Regions from separate parts of the Mus musculus genome. Here region 1 is linked to region 2. A link is a loop called in an ENCODE intact Hi-C map of the cell type or tissue named here. Cell type or tissue: heart. All regions are shown on one strand. Region 1 overlaps Xpa (xeroderma pigmentosum, complementation group A). Region 2 holds the start of Tstd2 (thiosulfate sulfurtransferase (rhodanese)-like domain containing 2).

Region 1 (5,000 bases), 54 kb after region 2:
GGGAAGGTTGATAGGACAAGTGGCCTTAGACATTAATCTTGTGTGTCCTTGTCTTAGTCAGGATTCTCTAGAGCCACAGAATTTATGGAATGTCTCTATATATTCTTGGAATGACTTACAGTTCAACTAACCTAGCAATGGGCTGTGAATGGCAAGTCCGACAATCTAGCCTCTGCTCAGTCCACGAGGCTGGGTGTTTCGCCTGGCTTTCTTTATAAGCTGGAATCCTGAAGAAGTAGGATCCAACAGATGTGCTGGAAAGTAAATGCAAGCAGGCGAAGAAGAAAGAAGTCTTCCTTCTTCCATTGTCTTAAGTGGGCATCCAGCTGAAGGTGTGGCCCAGATTAAAGGTGTGACCTCCTCACCTGGACCTAACTGTTCTTTACTTGGAACTTGCTCTGTCTCTGGCTGACCTGGAACCCAGAAATCTGCTTGCCCCTCCCTGTCTGCTGGGATTAAAGGTGTGTACCACCTTGCTTGGGCCTAAGCTTTTCATGGCCACTGTGCCTCAATATCCAGATCAGGTGCTGAAGAGATGGCTCAGGGGCTAAGAGAAGTGACTGCTCTTTCAGAGGACCAGAGTCCAATTCTCAGCACCGACATGGCAACTCACAACTGTCCAAGATCTGACACTCTCACACAGACATACATGCAGGCACAACACCAATGCTAGTAACAGACATAATAAAATGTTTTTTTAAAAATCCAGATCAAAAGCCTGTGTCTTCCAGCCTCAAGATCTGGATCACAGGTGTGTCCACCATTTCCGGATTATAATTCATTCCGGATATAGTCAAGCTGACAACTGGGAATAGCCATCACAATCCTGTATCGCTTACAAACATCACTGTATCCTGGAAACTACCGTCATATTGATCCTGGCAACTACCGCTATATTTCTGATAAAGGTATAAAAAGTCTGATTGTTTGGAGTAAGGTTGTCTGAGCCTCTGTCTTGCTGAGACCCCCTCTATCCTAGTCTGGTTTAAGATTCTTTTCTCAGTGGGCATATCAGGTAAGGTGATGCTGGCCTTACATCTGTCGTCTCGCCAGTGAGACCCAGTATGTCGAATCCAAGCAGTCTGCAGGGCTGTGTTCATTCCAGGGGACTTTTCCAATTCCCAGAGGCCACCCACACTCCTCCCTCAACTCCCACCTTCAGGACCAGGAACAGTTTTCTACATGCCTTCCCTGGCTTCCTCTGCAAGCCCAGCTCCCTGGGAAGCCCTGATCACACTGGGGTCCCCGGGATGATGGCGATCTCCCCATGTCGAGGTCTTTAACTTTAATCCTGTCTGCAAAGTCTCCTCTAAGTAAAGTAATATATACGCAGGCTCCAAGACAATTAGAACGTGGACATCTTTGAGGACTTTTGTTCAGCCAATTATGGTACTGTTGAAAGTACAAAGAAGACTGGCCCCGGACTGTGGCGGAGGGGTCTATTTACAGAGAGAGGCCGTCAACACATTAAGCAGTTAAAGCAATACAGAGAACAAGGCAATGTTAGGAGAGTCAACACGAAACTCACTCAGATGGGGACATTACTCTTCTTTCATTCCAACATGTCACCAGAGCAAGAGCCTCTGCTTGCTGTGTCACCTCCTGGATTACAGACTTCTTAAGGGACAATCACTGAGCCCTGTACCCCCCAGCACCCCACACAGAACTACCCCTGGCAAGGTGAAGCTGGCTTCTCTTAAAGACTTCAATACTAAGAACCTTTAATCCTCTAATGGTCCCCAGGCAAGTGTAAGCCCCCCTACCCCCCAGGAAGTCCTTAGGATGACTGTATGACTGTTACTGCCCAGCCTGGCTCAGGACTGCCACAGTAGGAAACACACTTCGGGCACTGCCTTCCTTAGCTAACTCAAAAGCATGGTCTGTCAAGATCCTGCCGCCCCTTAACGCCACTAATCTCCAAGCTCTTAAAAGAAATGGTTCTTCATAAAACAGGGCAGAGCTATAAAAGAGAGAACAAAATATTTTAGAACAAGGCTGTTGATATCCTCAAAATATGTACTAGGATGAAGAGAAACTGATCAGAAGTGCCATTAGATGGCTATATCACATTGTTATTCAAAAAGCCCTGAAATGAGATTTCCCTTCTCCATCCTCCTGCTCACACTAGAGATCCCCATCTCTATCCTCCTGTTCACACTTGAGTTGACTTCCTGTTGTCCTTAATGAGTATACTTAATAAATGCAATGCCATGCCAATGACAAATACAGACATACCCGAGAAAATAAAGCCCTTAGGAATCTCAACAAGAAGCGCATCATTTAAAACTACATGTGAGCCGGGCGGTGGTGGCACACGCCTTTAATCCCAGCACTTGGGAGGCAGAGGCAGGTGGATTTCTGAGGCCAGCCTGGTGTACAGAGTGAGTTCCAGGACAGCCAGGGCAATACAGAGAAACCCTGTCTCAAAAAAAAAAAATAAATAATAAATAAAATAAAATAAATAAATAAAAATAAAAAATAAAACTACATGTGGGGGCTGGAGAGATAGCTCAGCAGTTAAAAGCATTGACTGCTCTTCCAGAGGACTTGAGTTCAATTCATCTACATGGTGGCTCACAGCCATCTGTAATGGGATCTGATGCCCTCTTCTGGTGAGTCTGAAAACAGCTACAGTGTACTTACATATAATAAATAAATAAATCTTTAAGAAAGAAAGAAAGAAAGAAAGAAAGAAAGAAAGAAAGGAAGACAGAAAACCTGTACCTAAAATTTATACAGCTTTGTATCACCATTACATAGTTTAATTTAAAATTATATGGAAATATTAATCCAAAATTTAAAATGGGCAGCAAATACTCAAAAGAATGTTCAACATCATTAGTATCTCATAGGTGCCGTTCAACTCCGGAGCACGCTACGACTCACATCAGGATAAGAGCAGCAGCTACAGAAAGACTGCTAAGAAAACTGTTGCCAGTTGTGGAGACGGCAACCCTCTCCTATATTACTGATGAGAGTTTGAAACTGGGAATCTGCCTGAAAATGTTTTGTAGTGCTTCCTAATATTAATCTTCATATTATCCTATGTCCAAGAAGTTACATGAGTAAGCATATTTGTTCTACCATGAAAAGGGAACATAAATAAAAGTTATCACTGTAAACTGATAAACAAATAAATATGTATGTATATATGTATACACACACATATATTCATATACATATATACACATACACACACACACACACACACACACACACATAGTTGTGTTTTCCCCCTTTTATTGGAGAGAGGCTTTTCTCATATAATACGTCCTGATTAGCTTCCCCTCCCTCTACTCCTTCCAGCCCCTCCCCTCATCCCTGCATCTTCTCATGGATCAAAGAGCAAAGAATTCTTCATGTCACTCCAAATTACCAATGTCCATACTTCTTTTGTGGAAACACTTAAATGCTTTACCTGGTTCATGAACAATGTTTCCAATCTCGTGTTTCTCTTCTTCCTCTTCTAAAATGAAGCCACCTTTGGTGTCAATCATTTTGGGAGCTGCTTTTACACTGGCCACGCCTACAGAAAGCAGAGAAAGGAGTCACCCACTGAACCTGGCAAGCCCATAGACTCTCCTGCGGGGAAACAGGAAAGGGTGACAATGTCACCGCTTCATTCAGACTGTCCTTAAGGTCCCAGCTGGTGCAGCAGGGCACAAAAGCAAAACTAACAACAGCAAAAACAAACAAACAAAAACAAAACAAAACCAACTAGCCTACACCTTAGAAAGAAGTAAAATGCCACTTCCTCTCACAGGCGGTGTGAGCATGTATACAAACAGCCACAAGAACCTACCATACAGTAAAGAACAGCCTCCTGAGGCTGTCACACTGACTACAGCACACAACAAAAACCAAAGACAACGCAGAACGCTGGGATGCACCTGGGGGAACGCACTTGGCTGTATATAAAGAAATGGGGCCTTCAAAGATCACTCCTATGGCTATAACAGACCTACACCAATCCCCAACGCTCCCAGCACATCAGAGGTTTAGCTCCAGGACAAACCACTCAACACTACTCAACAGACACCACACCCCTAGCATTTCTCCAGTGATTCTGGCCAGGTGCCCTCTACTTCCAATGTGATGCCATCCATCTACCGGGAGTCGGAGCCCACAGGTTGAGGGTTCAGTTCCCGACTGCCCAACTTCAGATGCTAACTGCAGACCAGGCTGCAGTTAGCCTGGCTATCGACTGGCTATAAATCAGGTTTCCAAAACTGCTTCCCTGGCTGTAATTAACCTTCTACAGCAATACACACAACTTGGGAACCTAACTCACTGACATTCGCTAATCATTTGTGAAGGATTTTAAATACAAATGAAAAGTCAAGTCAAAGGACACACCAGGCAAGTGCAGACCTAAAGGAGTTCCAATATGGGAGCTTCCTTCCCCATCCTCCAGCCCCAAATGCCCGACTTCCGGAGAGCTACCCAGGTGTACAGCACACATCACATTCTACCTACTATATAGCTACAGTAAACCGCCAGGTCGGAAGAGTGGAAACACACCAAATCCCAAGTTTCTAGATAGCAGCCAAAGGAGAACCTTAAGCCGGTTCCAACCCTGCTTTGGCAATTCCTTTCTACACAAGGCTTGGGAGGACAGGGGGACAACAGCCTCTAGCAGAAAGGATTGTGGTGATAACTAGTATTTACTCCGAGGATTCTATACTAGACACTTGTCAAAAAAAAAAAAAAAAAAAAAAAAAAAACACTTTAAGAGGATTAGAATAACTAGACCTGAAAGTGAGCAAACAGGATAAGCCTAGCTGGGAAGTGTCTTTAAGAAGCGCCCTGAGGACCTAGCCGCAGAAGCAAGGAGCAGAAGTGATTCCCTGTGACAAACAGAAAACGGCAAACGGAAGGGAAAACTGCCAAAGCCCAAGGGTTAAAACTCACACCAGGGTATAAACCTCTGAAGGAGAAAGCCCTTTCTCCCCAGGCTGGTGAGTGAAATGAGGGGCAGGGCGTTCAAACGAGATACGGAA
Region 2 (5,000 bases):
TCTGCTTTGAGACTGTTGCTGGGATTAACAAGATTTGATTCTTTTAAATCCAGATCAAAAACCTTTAAAACACAGGTCTCCAGGCCATCCTCTTCGTCTGGTGAAGTGGAAGAAGGCATCTGGCTTTATCAGTGGGACAGGTTCCTTGCAGACAAGTATCTTCTGAGACGTAAGCAAAAGAGAATATAGCAATCAGCTCTTTGGTTACTTCTTGAAGCAGACATGAAGCTAATGGACTCATGAAATGACCAGTAGCCTCCTACCCCAAGCTCTCCGTTCGTCCCCTCGCTCACTCCACAGTGTATTTATGTGACAACTATGCTCTACCAGGCTCTCTTCTACACACCAGGAATAGAGCAGTAAATGCAATAGGAAAAAGTCTATCCTCTTAAGTTTACAATCTACTAGGAAAGGTAAGCCGATACATTGATTTGAGTTGACTTTTCTTTTCTTTTCTTTTTTTTTTTTAAATATTTCAAAGGAAAATGAGTGGAGTAAGGAGGCAAGTGGAAGGGCTCCTCATACACAGGAAGAGCCCTTCTGAGGCAATAGCACTCATCTTCAAAGAAACATGAACTAGGAAGTAAGCCAGGGGAAAACAAAACACAGGGCAGCACATGAGAGCAGAAAAGCACTATGGACTTCCCAAATCAACCAACTCCAGTGTTTCTGTAGCTTTGTTTCTTTTGTTCTCAAATCTCAGAGCCAAAATTTCCAAATTGCTACTGTGGCCAAATCTTACCAAAATGGATACACTATAACCAATGCAGTCTTCTTTGTTACATTTGATTTACTTCTGTGGCTACTTGTGCCGAGATGCCTGCCAGTTCCATATCTGCACAGGCTCCAGGGATCAAACACACGTTGTATTGTCAGGCTTGAGTGGCAGGGGTTTGCCCACAGAGCCATCTTGCCAACCCCTATTTTTTTTTTCCAACAAAATTAAGAAAATTTTATTCTTGAATCTTTTTTACAGTCTAGTCTTTATCCACCTTCCAGTCTGCCCTCTGTTCCTCATCCCACACCTTCTCTGTCCCCTGCCCAAGAGAATGCCCCCACTCCCTGGGGCCTCAAGTTTCTTGAGGGTTAGGTGCATCTTCCCTCACTAAGGCCAGACCACACAGTCCTCTGCTATATATGTGTCTGGGGCCTCCTATCAGCTGGTGTATGCTGCCTGGGCCAACCCCTAGTTTTTAAATTAATTTTTCTGAGTCTGGGTCTTGCTATATAGTAGGGGCTGGCCTTGAGGTTCTAGTAATCCTAAATTTAAGATTCCCCTTGCCTCTACTTCTAGAATTCGGGGCCACTATACCAGGCCCAATGCTTTGCCATCCTTTGAAAGTCAGCAATCCACTTTGAACTACACTCACTTCTTATCTGATTTAGTAATGGTTAAGGTTTGGTTTCTAACCTTGGACCAAGGTGCATATTTTACATATCAAAGCAGACATGGTCTTCAGGTTCTCCCAGTATCCCATAGTCCCTATCTGGTATACCCTGTCCCAACCCTGAACCTTCCCCCAGAGGCTCCTCTCTATACAATCCAGACCTTTTGGCCTCCTTGTTGGGCCTCCTTCCCTTCTTTCTTTGCTCCTGTGTTCTTCCCTCCTCCACCCCCATCCCCATAGTGACTTCCCTGGTCTCAATCCTGGTAGCGGTCAGTGAACTCACCTGAGAGCAGATTCCCAATAAACCCATTTTTAATATATTCTCATCTGGCTCGAATTGGCTCATTTCAGGCAACTGGAGCCAGATGAGAATATATTAAAATCCTTTCTTGGAGGACTCTTCCAAAGTCTTACTCTGGATAATCTGTCCTCAATAGCAAAGGATGAGTGATAATTTGTACCACTCGCCCTTTGCTATTAAGTCCGTCAGACTACAGTACCTGTGATCATTCCTGAGAGGGTCACTTAGGGCTTCAGTATCCTGAACACCGTCTCGTTGTCCCATGTACAGACGGTGACAAATGTTAATTAATACAATATAGTACTTGCTGAATGAAATAAAGCAAGAGTTGAGGAGTCAGAGAAATAACTCTGTAGGTCCCTGACAGTTAGTCATGTAAATTTCAGAGCAGAGACCAACAGATAAAGAAAATAAGTCTTGATTCCTAAAATGTGAACAAGCTGGACTTTAGCAGAAGAACATGGTGGTTTACACACAATGACGGGAACAGAACCCAAGAAGCCATAGTTTGGAATTCGCAGTGGAAATTCCTGGAAAGATGGATTGCTTGCATGTACGAATAAATAAATGAAAAGAATAGAAAAACGATAATCTTTAAAATAAACAAAGAGAAGTAGAGCCGGAAAGATGGCAAGATGGCTCACTGGTTAAGAGTGCTTACTGCTCTAGCAGAAGACCCGGGATTCAGCACCCCCACCCCGCTCCCGCGCACTCTCCTCCTTGCTCACAGAGAGTCTGAAACTCCAGTTCCAGGATGATGTACAGACTTACAAATACATAAAATATTGCTTTAAGTCTGTGAAGAGTTTTAAGCATAGTAAATAAGTTTGACTAGACTTGCTCTCAGAGTATAGCAGGCAGTGTTAGTGGATAAACTGTAACACAGGAAGTGAAGGAGCTAATGACTCCTCCCTAAATTCTTGGATTTAAGCAAACTACCGAAACGGCCATTTACTGTAACAGGTAAGACTGAAGGAAAAGTTTGGGCTAGACCATGGACAAGACAGTTTGGTGTCCATCACAGGGCAGAGGACGTCCACATACTGTACACGTGCAGAGGAATAGAACAATTGGAACCACACCGATCAGTAGCTGGGGCGTCCGTCAGCTGGGAGAAGTAGGCAGTAGGACTACAGTGAGCAGATTCAGCCGGACGGGCCTGGATTCCCTACCGCTGAAAGTGGCTTGCCCTCCTCCCCGCTCAGGTCTCCCGAGGCGTCTACAGCGGGATGGCGAGAGAGAAAGAGAGAACACCTACCCGCAAACCCTAGGCCTTTCCTGGGTCTCCCTTCACCAACTTGGCGCTGCTCCCCGCCCTCGAGCCCACGCCCCCCGGCGCGCGCGTGCGCAGAGAGTCCCTGAGCCGTCACCTTTCTCCGGAAGTCTCCTAAGTCGTCGGCGCAGGGGCCGCCGGGAAAATCCCGCCGGGCCTGTATAAAGCCGAGGCGGGATCGCTGCGGCCCGGATAATTTAGCTCGCTGTCCAGAAGGGCCCGGGGTGGAAAGCCGGAGGAGGCGGCCGCAATTGGACTTGCAGACGCCGGCCTTCCACTGCGGAGCCCATCCGGTGCCCCTCTGCACGCGCTTCCGGCAGGCGTCGTAAGCGAGTGCGCCTGCGCGCCGCTCAGTCCGCGCGCCTCGCCGCTGACCGCGCACCGGCCGGCCGGCAGCCCGACGGTTCTGGGGTTGCAGGCGGCTAGCAACTCAGATCGGCTGCGCACCAGCAAGCAGCATGTCGCGGAGGCGGCACAGCTACGAGAACGATGGTAAGTGCTCTCGGCCTGGCCACTGCGTCCGGGTGAGAACCGAGGCCGGGCTCGCCTTCAGTCTCCCGGGAACGGATAGGAATCCTTTCTCCCCGGGAGGGCTCGGGGAGCCCCAAAGGGAGGCTGCTGGCTCGGTTGTGGATAGTGGCTTCGGGAAAGCGACGGCCTCCCTGCTACCCCATCTCCTTCAGTCATGGGAAAGGAAGGCCTGGTGAATCCCGTGAGCAAATCCGACCTGGGGTCCCGCGACACTGAGGACTTAATCCCTCACTACTGATCATGGAAACCGCACGTGTGTCTGTCTGCTGCTGCCTCTTAGGATCACTTAGTGGAGGAGATATATCTAGTGGACCAGTGTTTTCCTTTTAGCCCTCCAGGGTGTACTTGGAAAGGACCCTGGGAAGACAGGAAAAGAACAAAGCTATGACAGAGGTCGGATGTATTGCAATCTGAGCCCTTCTCCTCCACCTGCCACCCGCTGATTCCCCTCTTTTAGGCTTCAAAAAAAGAATACCAACACCCCAGAGGTCACTAATAAACAGGCACGGGGTGTTTTGTTGGATTGGCTTTAAGCATATTTCCCTTATAAGAAAGTGCAGGAAAACCCGAGCAGATTATTAATTCTCATGTCAGTTTTGATGGTCGCCGGCAAGGACGTCGTTGTGTTGCCATAAATTTTGTTTTGTTGCACCATTATTGCCTTTCAAGAACACACTTGGAGCTGTTAGTGTTAGGTCCAAAGGGTTAAGGCAAGAAAAAACTTTAGAACCGAAGGGTTTAGGTTCGAAGCTCGACATCTCGATTATTTACTATGTGATCTTGTCAGGGTCATATGACTTCTTAAACCTAAGCGTGGACTGTGGATAATACTAAGCCATTTGGTTTCTACGGGGGGCTAAATGAGATATTGTGCTCACCAGTAGTTCATGATGATGTTTATTTTGTCAACTGCTAATGTCTCAGAGGTGATACACACAGATAAATGCTGACATCGTTGAGAAAAAAAGCCCTCCCTCCCCCAAGTTTAATTGGGTTAGCTTCCTCCCTTGGAATGTTAAGACAACCAAGCGAATCCCATATAGTGGAGCCCCAGGTTTCTGCCAGTAGTACCTGAGAGAATGTCCTAATACATCAGGAGTGCCGACTTGCTAAACAGTTTCCTAGCTTCTGTGCTTGCAGTGGAGTAGGAGGCAGTAGAACAGTGGAGGCTCCCTCCCCTGGGTTAAGACAAACCCCACAGCGGTATAGTGCAATTCGTTATAAGGTCACGGGGTTGTGGAGAATAATGTGAGGTAAAGGGTGTAGAGACCAAAGTGAGAGAGAAGCTGGTTAGGTAAGGCCTCCTTGCAGATGGCCTATGGCTTCAGTGATGTGAGGATGAGCCGTGTGGATGCTTGGAGGAAGCAGAGGTCCAAAGGAAACCGTGAGTTAAGGTTAGAACATTTCTGTCGTGTTAGAGAACAGACAGCAAGGAGGTCATTGTTGGTAGAAGAGAGAAAGTGAGGGTAGAAGTTGTGAGACCGGGGAGTTTAGATGAGCCTCTTAC

What was found. Hi-C counts contacts between places; a loop is a spot of excess contacts. Peaks named below come from ENCODE experiments on the same cell type or tissue, not always from the same donor. Only the 100,000 strongest peaks of a DNase experiment are listed, where the experiment ranks them.
Region 1: a loop joins it to region 2, with 2.3 times the contacts of the local background. A loop is called at or near these places in 7 of 42 quality-filtered maps.

Annotation. Positions count from the first base shown.
Region 1 is chr4:46,189,632-46,194,631 of GRCm38, forward strand. It overlaps Xpa (xeroderma pigmentosum, complementation group A), which reads right to left. Exons shown (of 6, transcript NM_011728.2): 2 at 3,419-3,526. Among named protein-coding and RNA genes, the nearest start is that of Xpa, 4.2 kb to the right of the region's middle. In heart, a CTCF peak has its summit at 2,607 (motif pointing left); no DNase peak of the experiment used is centred here.
Region 2 is chr4:46,135,433-46,140,432 of GRCm38, forward strand. Tstd2 (thiosulfate sulfurtransferase (rhodanese)-like domain containing 2) reads right to left here and starts at 3,043. Exons shown (of 10, transcript NM_173033.3): 1 at 2,948-3,043; 2 at 1-162. The coding sequence starts at 119. It overlaps Ncbp1 (nuclear cap binding protein subunit 1), which reads left to right and starts at 3,079. Exons shown (of 23, transcript NM_001033201.3): 1 at 3,079-3,454. The coding sequence starts at 3,421. In heart, no CTCF peak of the experiment used is centred here; a DNase peak (open chromatin) is centred at 3,039; H3K4me3 peaks cover 3,363 bases; H3K27ac peaks cover 2,121 bases.